2 separate regions of the Homo sapiens genome follow, and region 2 is linked to region 1. A link is an interaction called in ENCODE POLR2A ChIA-PET data of the cell type or tissue named here. Cell type or tissue: MCF 10A. All regions are shown on one strand. Links, peaks and the distances in the headings refer to the core of each region. The heading gives the core; the rest is flanking DNA.

What was found. ChIA-PET counts read pairs that join two places held together with the same protein. Peaks named below come from ENCODE experiments on the same cell type or tissue, not always from the same donor. Only the 100,000 strongest peaks of a DNase experiment are listed, where the experiment ranks them.
Region 2: POLR2A ChIA-PET joins it to region 1 with 9 read pairs; 2 of 35 experiments call an interaction of 5 or more read pairs at or near these places.

Annotation. Positions count from the first base shown.
Region 1 is chr6:164,825,322-164,829,724 of GRCh38, forward strand. No RefSeq gene overlaps it. Among named protein-coding and RNA genes, the nearest start is that of MEAT6, 5.5 kb to the left of the region's middle. In MCF 10A, for the core only: no CTCF peak of the experiment used is centred there; DNase peaks (open chromatin) are centred at 1,690 and 2,430.
Region 2 is chr6:164,320,852-164,325,254 of GRCh38, forward strand. No RefSeq gene overlaps it. Among named protein-coding and RNA genes, the nearest start is that of MEAT6, 500 kb to the right of the region's middle. In MCF 10A, for the core only: no CTCF peak of the experiment used is centred there; a DNase peak (open chromatin) is centred at 1,890.

The DNA.
Region 1 (4,403 bases), core at 147-4,146:
AAAGAAAACGTCCCCTCTGTTTCCTCTGCAGTGCCCCTCAGCAAGGAGTGCCTCCTGTAAACATTTATGAACAGAGGTTGCCAGGACCCCTTTGCAGAGGTCAATATTGCATTCCCTGGAATCTTATCTATCTGACAGTGTCATGAGGTAGTGGATGTGAGAGAGAACTTGGATTTTCCCTGGATCTTCTCTGGGTAAAATATTTGGAATGGAAAGATGACCTCAACTGACGCATGGACCACAAAAGACTAAGGCACACATGGCTGGGTCAAGAATGCTGAAGGCAAAAGCTCCTCAGCTGTGGGCTGCAGGGTTCCTGCAAGACTCACAAATGAGCAAAGAGAATGAGTCAGTAGATTACGTGTCAAACCTAGACAGAGGCACCTTCAGGTGACAATCATGTCCAGGAAGGTTTTAGGACAGGATCCGTTTCCAGCCCATTCTCTACTTTTTTCTGTTCTACACCCGTAACTTTACAGGAATCAGAAAACAAAGTTCTTAAATAGGGTGGGGAATATTAGACCACAAAATCCCTTCCCTAACAACAGGATCCCTGTCTTCTAGCAAGCTTAAACCAATAGAGTTCATCTCCAATGAATTTTAGATGTTTTCTTTCTTCACCTGAATTAAACATTCTAATGATGGAACTGAGGCTATTCATGGACAGATAGAAATGACTGGAAAATTGTCTATCACTAAAGAGTGAACTGAAAATGTTTGCCTCTGTGCTCCACTTCGTTCACACGCAGGAGAAAAACTTGTCCCACGGAGTGGGTTTGAAAGCTCAGCGGGAACAGAAAAAGAGTAATTGTTTTCTGATCTACTGCAGATCCTTTTTTTTTTTCCAACATGATGGATATAATTATAACCACAGACTCAAATCAGTGAGAGTATATTCAGAAGAAAAGATTTTAAGGATGGCTACCACATCAGACACCCCATTCGGTAAAAATTGCAAGGAACTGAATTGTGGTTCATGAGTGTGTTGATTTAGGGATAATCATTGAACTGTTTAGTTATGATTTGTGTGCTTTTCTGTTTATAATGCAATCCAAAAAACTTTAAAAAATTACCTGGTTTGACAAGTCTATTTGAAAATGACTTTATATCGGCCGAGCGCGGTGGCTCACGCCTGTAATCCCAGCACTTTGGGAGGCCGAGGTGGGCGGATCACTAGGTCAGGAGATCGAGACCATCCTGGCTAACATGGTGAAACCCCGTCTCAACTAAAAATACAAAAAATTAGCTGGGCATGGTGGCAGGCGCCTGTAGTCCCAGCTACTTGGGAGGCTGAGGCAGGAGAATGGTGTGAGGAGTAGGTTTCAGTGAGCCGAGATCGCGCCACTGCACTGCAGTCTGGGCGACAGAGTGAGACTGTCTCAAAAAAAAAAAAAAGTAGTGTGCCTGGTGAAAGTTAAAACAGCTCTAAGTTCGCTGTGTTTGTGAGTGACACTCAGATACAAGGGCAGCTAAGAGCCCCTCACAGTTATCACATTCCTCGTGCTTAGAAATGTCCCAAAGTCTCACAATAGATATGCACATTGAAAAGGGGCTTCTATCACTGTAAGTTACTCGGATGTGCTCTGGTCAAGGAATAGGCCGAGGTGAATATCCGGGCCCACATGACTCAGAGAGTTTGGCAGGGAGGAGCACACCTCCACTTGTTATATAACCTCTTTGTGTAAGTTTGTGCTTGGCTTGGAGCCACTATTGTCTGTAGAAGGTATAATTGCCCTGCTGATGCTGTGCACAGGGCTTGGCTCAGTTCAGTGTGGCTTGACGTGGCAGGCACACTGGCACCCAGAGAAAGAGAGAGAACCAGAGCTGTCTGTCTTGCAGATGGACAGAGGGGAGCCAGGGCATGGGTCAGCATGACACAGCACAGCACGGCTTGCACTCATGCCCAGAGAGAGAAAGAGTTAAGCTGCTGACCCTGAAGGCAGAGGAGAGCTGGCCGCGCAGCCGTGTGTAGGAGCCGCTGTCTCAAGGAGCCAAGACAGGGTACACAGTGTAAAGAGCTAGTGTGAGAAAGCTGTTGATGAGAGCTGACGCTGAATAAAACCATATTCACCTGCAGACGACCTCCCTCTCCCTTCCCCAGTGTTCTTTCTGCCCATCCACCCACTCCCTTCAGACCACAGCATGGGCTGGACCTGGACCCCGGGATCTAACAATCAGCAAAAAAAAAAAAAGTTAAAAAAACAAACTTAAAAATTTCCAGTTAGGAACCTTGCAAGCATCTTTCCCAAATCATACCTGCTTCATCAGCACTTAAACGCCAAGAAAATCTGCAGCAATCAAAGTTAAAGCACCTTTTCTCTCATCTGGGCTGCTTCTCTTTCTGTTTCTCTTGCCCCTCCTCTGGGCAAATCAAGCTTCACTAAGTGAAGCGGGAGTCCCGCCTTCTAGCAAACAGTCTGTAGCTATAGCCAAGGAGAAATATAGCCCCAGGGATATAGATGGGAAATGAAATCACCTGGCCCCTGACTCAGTCCATCTCCCAGGCTAACTGGGAGCTACTGGATACAGGCATCAGGAAGGTGATGTGAAAGATGCCGCAGGTGAAAGAGAAGAAGAACGCGGAGCACCTGAGCAGCTGTGGAGCCTCGGATTCGTTGGAAGGCACATTCTTGGAAGAATAGGTGGGCTTCAACTGAATGTCGTCCTAACAGAATCAGGGCTCACCTTGGTGTACATTGTGAGTTTTTAGAGAAGCCTGGATTTTAAAGCAGTCTGGATTTTTTTTATTTGTATAAACTTATTGGGTACAAGTGCAATTTTGTTCCATGCGTAGATTGTGTAATGTGTAAATCAGGGTGTTTGGTGTAATAACTAACTATTAAAGTAATTTCTCATCATCCAACCCCTCTCACTCTCTCACTTTTCTGAGTCTCCATTGTCTATGATTCAACTCTCTGTGTCCATGTGTACACATTTTTTAGCTCCAATTTAGGAGTGAGAACATGCAATATTTGTCTTTCTGTATTTGACTTGTTTCACTTCAGATAATGGCCTCCAGTTCCATCCATGTTGCTGCAACAGACAGGATTTCATTTATTTTTATGGTGAATAGTTTTTATTGTGTATATGTAACATTTATATTTTATATTTATATTTCCTTTTTTTTTTTTTTTTTTTGAATGAGGTCTTGCTCTGTAACCCAGGCTGGAGTGTGGTGGAGTGATCACAGCTCATTGCAGCCTCAACTTCCCAGGCTCAAACAATCTTCCCATCTCAGCCCACCAAGCAGCTTGGACCACGGGCACACACCACCATGCCCAGCTAATTTTTTTTTTTTAGAGAAAGGTTTCCCTGCATTGACCAGGCTGCTCCCAAACTCCTGGGCTCAAGCAATCCTCCTGCCTTGGCTTCCCAAAGTGCAGGGATAACAGGCGTGAGCCACTGCCTCCAGTCACCATTTATATTTCTTGACGTTTAAATGTTGTCACCTAATTTAAAAAATGATTTGGTCCAGTGTATGTGGGCCACACTGTCATCTGTAGGTCAAATGTAGCCATGAGTGCCCAAGTTTTCATCTCACAATGCTGAAACTTGATTCAGTTGACATAGAAAAGCCTGAATTCAGCATACAAAAGATATTTGTGCCAAAATAGAATGTAAGAAATTATAAAATGTAGGGGTAGCACAGATCCCAGATGAGTCCTCCCCTACTTGTCTACCAAATGATGTCTTAAGCCAGCAGTTCTCAAAGTAAAGGCTATGGGCCCTTGAGAGTCCCAGAGACCCTTTTATGGTGTATTTATTTCTATTTCTAAATTTTCGATTCATGTCAAACAAGTTACTGCAAACTTTTTGGCTTAACACAGCACACATTTATGGTCTAACAGTGTCCATGGGTCAGGAGTCCAGGTAAAATGTGAACAGTCCCTGTCCTGGGTCTCCCAAGGCCACCATCAATGTGTTGGCAGGTCTGCCTACTGGATATTCCAGGGGAAAGCCATGTGTAGCCTCATTCATGTTGTTTGCAGAATTGGCTTCACACAGTCATAGGACTACAGTCCTGTTCCCATGCTGGGTGTTGATCCAGGGTTGTTTTCCACTTCTAGTTAGTTCTAGCATCTTCTAGTTGCTGCCTGCCTTCCTTGGCTATGACCTCCTCCATCTCCAAAGCCAGCAACAGTGGGTGAAGTTCTCATGTTTCAAACTTTCTGAGATCTGCTCTCCTCTCCCGTCCACAGCTCCTGTAATGAGATTGGGCACATCCAGGCCATCTTCTATTTTACTGTCCGCATAACACAATCCAGGAAGTGAAATCTCAGCATGTTCACAGATCCTAAGGACTCAACTATGGAACCATGGGGGCTGCCCATAGAAACTCCACCTATGCACAAGGGTGATGTGCATCAAGACTAATTTTATAGTAATGATAAGTCATCACCTTT
Region 2 (4,403 bases), core at 245-4,244, 500 kb before region 1:
GGTACCAGAATTTGAAAGAGTTTGTTAAAAAATAATTGATACTAGAGGGTTTAATTTATTTTCAGTAAACTTCAACTATTGAGAGTTTTTCTTTCTCATATTCATAGAGCTTTCATAGCAGATGACTGTGAAGTGCCTCAGAAGAAGAGACGTAGCAATCTGGAGCTTTATGAAATGTATTGTTAGTATGATTAGAACTCTGTACAAGCCTATAAATGAACAAATGCTGTTAGTGGCTATAGAAATGGAAAATAAAATACATGAAAGATACAATGGAGAAATAGTTGGTAACAGTCCATGATGAAAAAATAAAACACGCAAGTCAGAGGAGTAGGTAATAGTTAATGTTTGAAAAACTGGGGAAAGGCTGATAACAACGGAATTGGAAAGCATGTTTCTGGGATTCAGTCTGGGGAGATCGATGCCTTTAGTGGGTGAGTAGGAAGAAGCAAAGGCAGAAAAAAAGAGCGAAAGAAGCTAAGTAAACAGAGAAAACTTAAGTAACCCAGGGGGTGTGTGTTAAAGAAACTAGAGTGGAAGAAAACTACAAGAGACTTGCTGCAGACTAACAGCCTTTTAAGAGAGAGCTCCAACAAAAAAGGTAAGACTATACCATGATACTTAATCTTTACGAGTGCATTAATCATCTGACAGAGAGGGGTGAGGAAACGGAAGCATTCATTATTTCTCTTTGGCATTTCCAGGAGATGAATGACATGAGATGGTACAGTTGAAGAAACACCAAGGCCAAGGAAAGGTTTTTCTCAAGAAATGTTACCTGGTTGGCAAAACGGCCAAAAGGAAATTGTGATCAATTGTAAAACCAGAAGAGAATGAATGAAAGAGACATCCGTGAACCTTCTGAATGGGAAGTTCATTGAAATTAATCCATTTGAATCAGTTGGATGAATGTGGAAGATAATTAATATTAATTTCTGATTGATTCTTACTTAGTGTTTAGCTTTTATGTCTTCTAAATTCAGATGGTGGATGAATGTAAGAACTACGTGATTTTTCATGAGTCTAAATTTTATCAAATAGTGTTAAAACACACTGATGAAATAATACACAGTAACTGACTCATTGGCACTAAAAAAAGGAAGCAAGGTTTTAGCAATATTGTTGAAGAGGATTTTATTAAAACTATACTTTTCATATGGCTAAACTATAATGGTATTTTGCAGTAAGACAAAATAGCTACATAGGATCTTTGAGAATTATCCAGAAAAGCTAACAAATTTCCCCAAGATGAGGAAACAAAAATAAACTTGCTCAATGATTTATATTGAATATACCTTATTTATAGTCTTTTTTTTTTTGTTGTTTTTTTGAGACAGAGTCTTGCTCTGTCGCCCAGGCTGGAGTGCAGTGGTGCAATCTTGGCTTACTGCAACCTCTGCCTCCCAAGTTCAAGTGATTCTTCTGCCTCAGGCTTCCGAGTAGCTGGAACTACAGGCGTGCGCCACCACGCCCGTCTAATTTTTGTATTTTTAGTAGAGATGGGATTTCAACATATTGGCCAGGCTGGTCTCAAACTCCTGACCTCGTGATACACCCGCCTCAGCCTCCCAAAGTGCTGGGATTACAGGCATGAGCCACTGTGCCCGGCCTTATTTACAGTCTTTAAAATTCGAAGACAAGCTGGTTATAAATCTACTGTTGAATGTGGATTTTTTGGTATCTCAGGGTCAACATTCACTATGTTGCTGTTCATTCAGCTCTGTCGAAACTCAAATCATTCACAAGAAAAAAGTTATGAACAAAACACCCTTAGCTTTTTGACACGAGTTAAACATTCTTGTTTTGAAACTGAGTATGAGTCTAGAGGCTAAGTAGCTATCCCCAGATCATAAGGCAATAGGGACTACTTGTTCCTGAAAAGATACAGCCTCATTTCTGCACTGTGTGTTATGCGATGACTCATTTGTTATTCCGGTTAATCATGTACAAAGCTATTCAAAAGAATTCCAGATCAACATGAATAGTATTATAAATCCAGGCAGGAGTTCAGAGGTTTTTATAAGAGATATCTATAATTATTGCTTAGACTGCCAAAAGCACAATAAAAGAAACTACAACTCTGAATAGCAGGCATAAAATTCATATTAGCCTTATGGAATACACACAGATTACATTCTAACATTCAATTAATTCAAGGTTAAGGCTACATCCACATTTGAAGAGCTAGCAAAGTGAGGATCTCCATTATTTTGTAAGTCATTGAGCAATATATTGGACTGTTGGCTGCTATATTTAGTATAATATGATATAGCCTTTGAATGGTTATTAAAAGTATGATTTTTGTAAAGCTTTTATTTTTTAGAATATAAATGTTAAGTATAAAAATTCAATCATCTCAGCATGTGTAAAGAAAGTTAAAAAAAAAGCTTGAAATTCCACCACCAGAAATAACCACTGTCAATTCGTCTGCATCAGCATTTCACTGACTGCATACTATTCCATTTTATATCTGTGCTGTGTTTCACATAAACCAATTTCACATTGATGAAATATGGTTTGCTGTACATTTTTCACAATTATGAAAACAATCATGGATATCTTTCTGTCTACAATGATTTCCATTTGTGATCTTTTTTTCCACAAGATGCCCCAGAAATGTGATTGCTGAACATTTTATATCTTAATACATTTTTTCAAATTTTCTCATCAGAAAGTTTATATCAATTTGCACTCCTTCACTATAAGATAAACGTACCCATTATTAATACTTGGCAACTCCAGTCTGTCAAATTTTTAATCTTTTCAAGACACTAGAGAAAAATATGTTATATTATTACTTTTAATTCTTTTTAGATTTTAGAGATAGGGTCTTGCTTTGCCATCCAGGCTGGAGTCCAGTGGCACAATCCCAGCTTGGTGCAACCTTGATCTCTCAGGCTCAAGCAAGCCTCTTGTCCCAGCCTCCCATGTAGCTGGGACTACAGGTGTGTGCCACCACACCTGGCTAATTTTCTCAATTTTTTGAAGAGACAGGGTCTTGTAATGTTGTCCAGACTAGTCTCGAATTCCTTGTCTCAAGCAATCTTCCTGCTTTGGCCTCCCAAAATGCTGGGATTATAGGTGTGAGCCACTGTACCTGGCTAAATATTTCACATTTTATTTTAAAATTTGGTCGTATTTTCAAATATTTGCTGTGAGTTGTGGGGTTTTTTATTGAGGATATTTTTCCAGTGTCTTCTTTTTAATTAGTTATTTTTATATACATTTAAGGTTTACATTATGATGTTTTGAAATACATATGCATATGTATGTGTGTATATATATATATATATATATATATATATATATATATACACACACCCACATAATTACTACAGTCAAGCAAAGTAACATATTCATCACTTCATGCAGTCATCTTTTTTGTGGTTAAGGGTACTTAAAATCTACTGTCCTTGCAAATGTTCAATATACAATACAATATTTAACTCTACAAATGTTCAGTGTACAATACAATATTTAACTCTAGTCCTCAATGCTGTGCATTAGCTCTCTAGACTTATTCATCCTATACAATGCAAGTTTGTAGCTTTTGACCTACATCTCCCCATTTCCTTCCACTCCCTGCCCCTGGTAACCACAATTCTACTCTCTATTTCTATCTATTTGACATTTTTTGGATTCCACATATAAGTGAGATCATAAACCAGACACAGAAATAACCTATGCCAATATATAGAAGAAACAATTTCCAAGATATGGAAACAACCAATTCATCAATGAATAAATGAATAAAACAATTTTGGTGTGTATATATAAACTGAAATTGTGCGTGTATTCATTATCTATCTATCTATCTATCTATCTATCTATCTATCTATCTATCATCTACACACACACAACATATTTATACATGTCTTCCAGATTCATTCATGTTGTCAGAAATGGCAGTGACTCCTTTTTTTTGTTTTGTTTTTTGAGATGGAGTTTCGCTCTTGTTGCCCAAGCTGGAGTGCAATGGCATGATCTCAGCTCACTGCAACCTCCATCTCCCGGGTTCATGCAATTCTCCCGCCTCAGCCTCCCGAGTAGTTGGGATTACAGGTATGCGCCACCATGCCCAGCTAATTTTGTATTTTTTTAGTGGAGATGGGATTTCTCCACGTTGGTCAGGCTGGTCTTGAACTCCTGGCCTCAGGTGATCCACTTGCCTCAGCCTCCCAAAGTGCTGGGATTACAGGCATGAGTCACTGGGCCCAGCCATCCTTTTCTAAGACTCAATAATATTTCATTGTATACACATATACAAATGTTCAGTGTACAATACAATATCTAACTCTACATTTCATTGTACTCTAATATTTCATTGTACTCTAATATTTCATTGTATATACATATACAATACAATGAAATATTGTGGTGTATATATATGTGCATACATACAT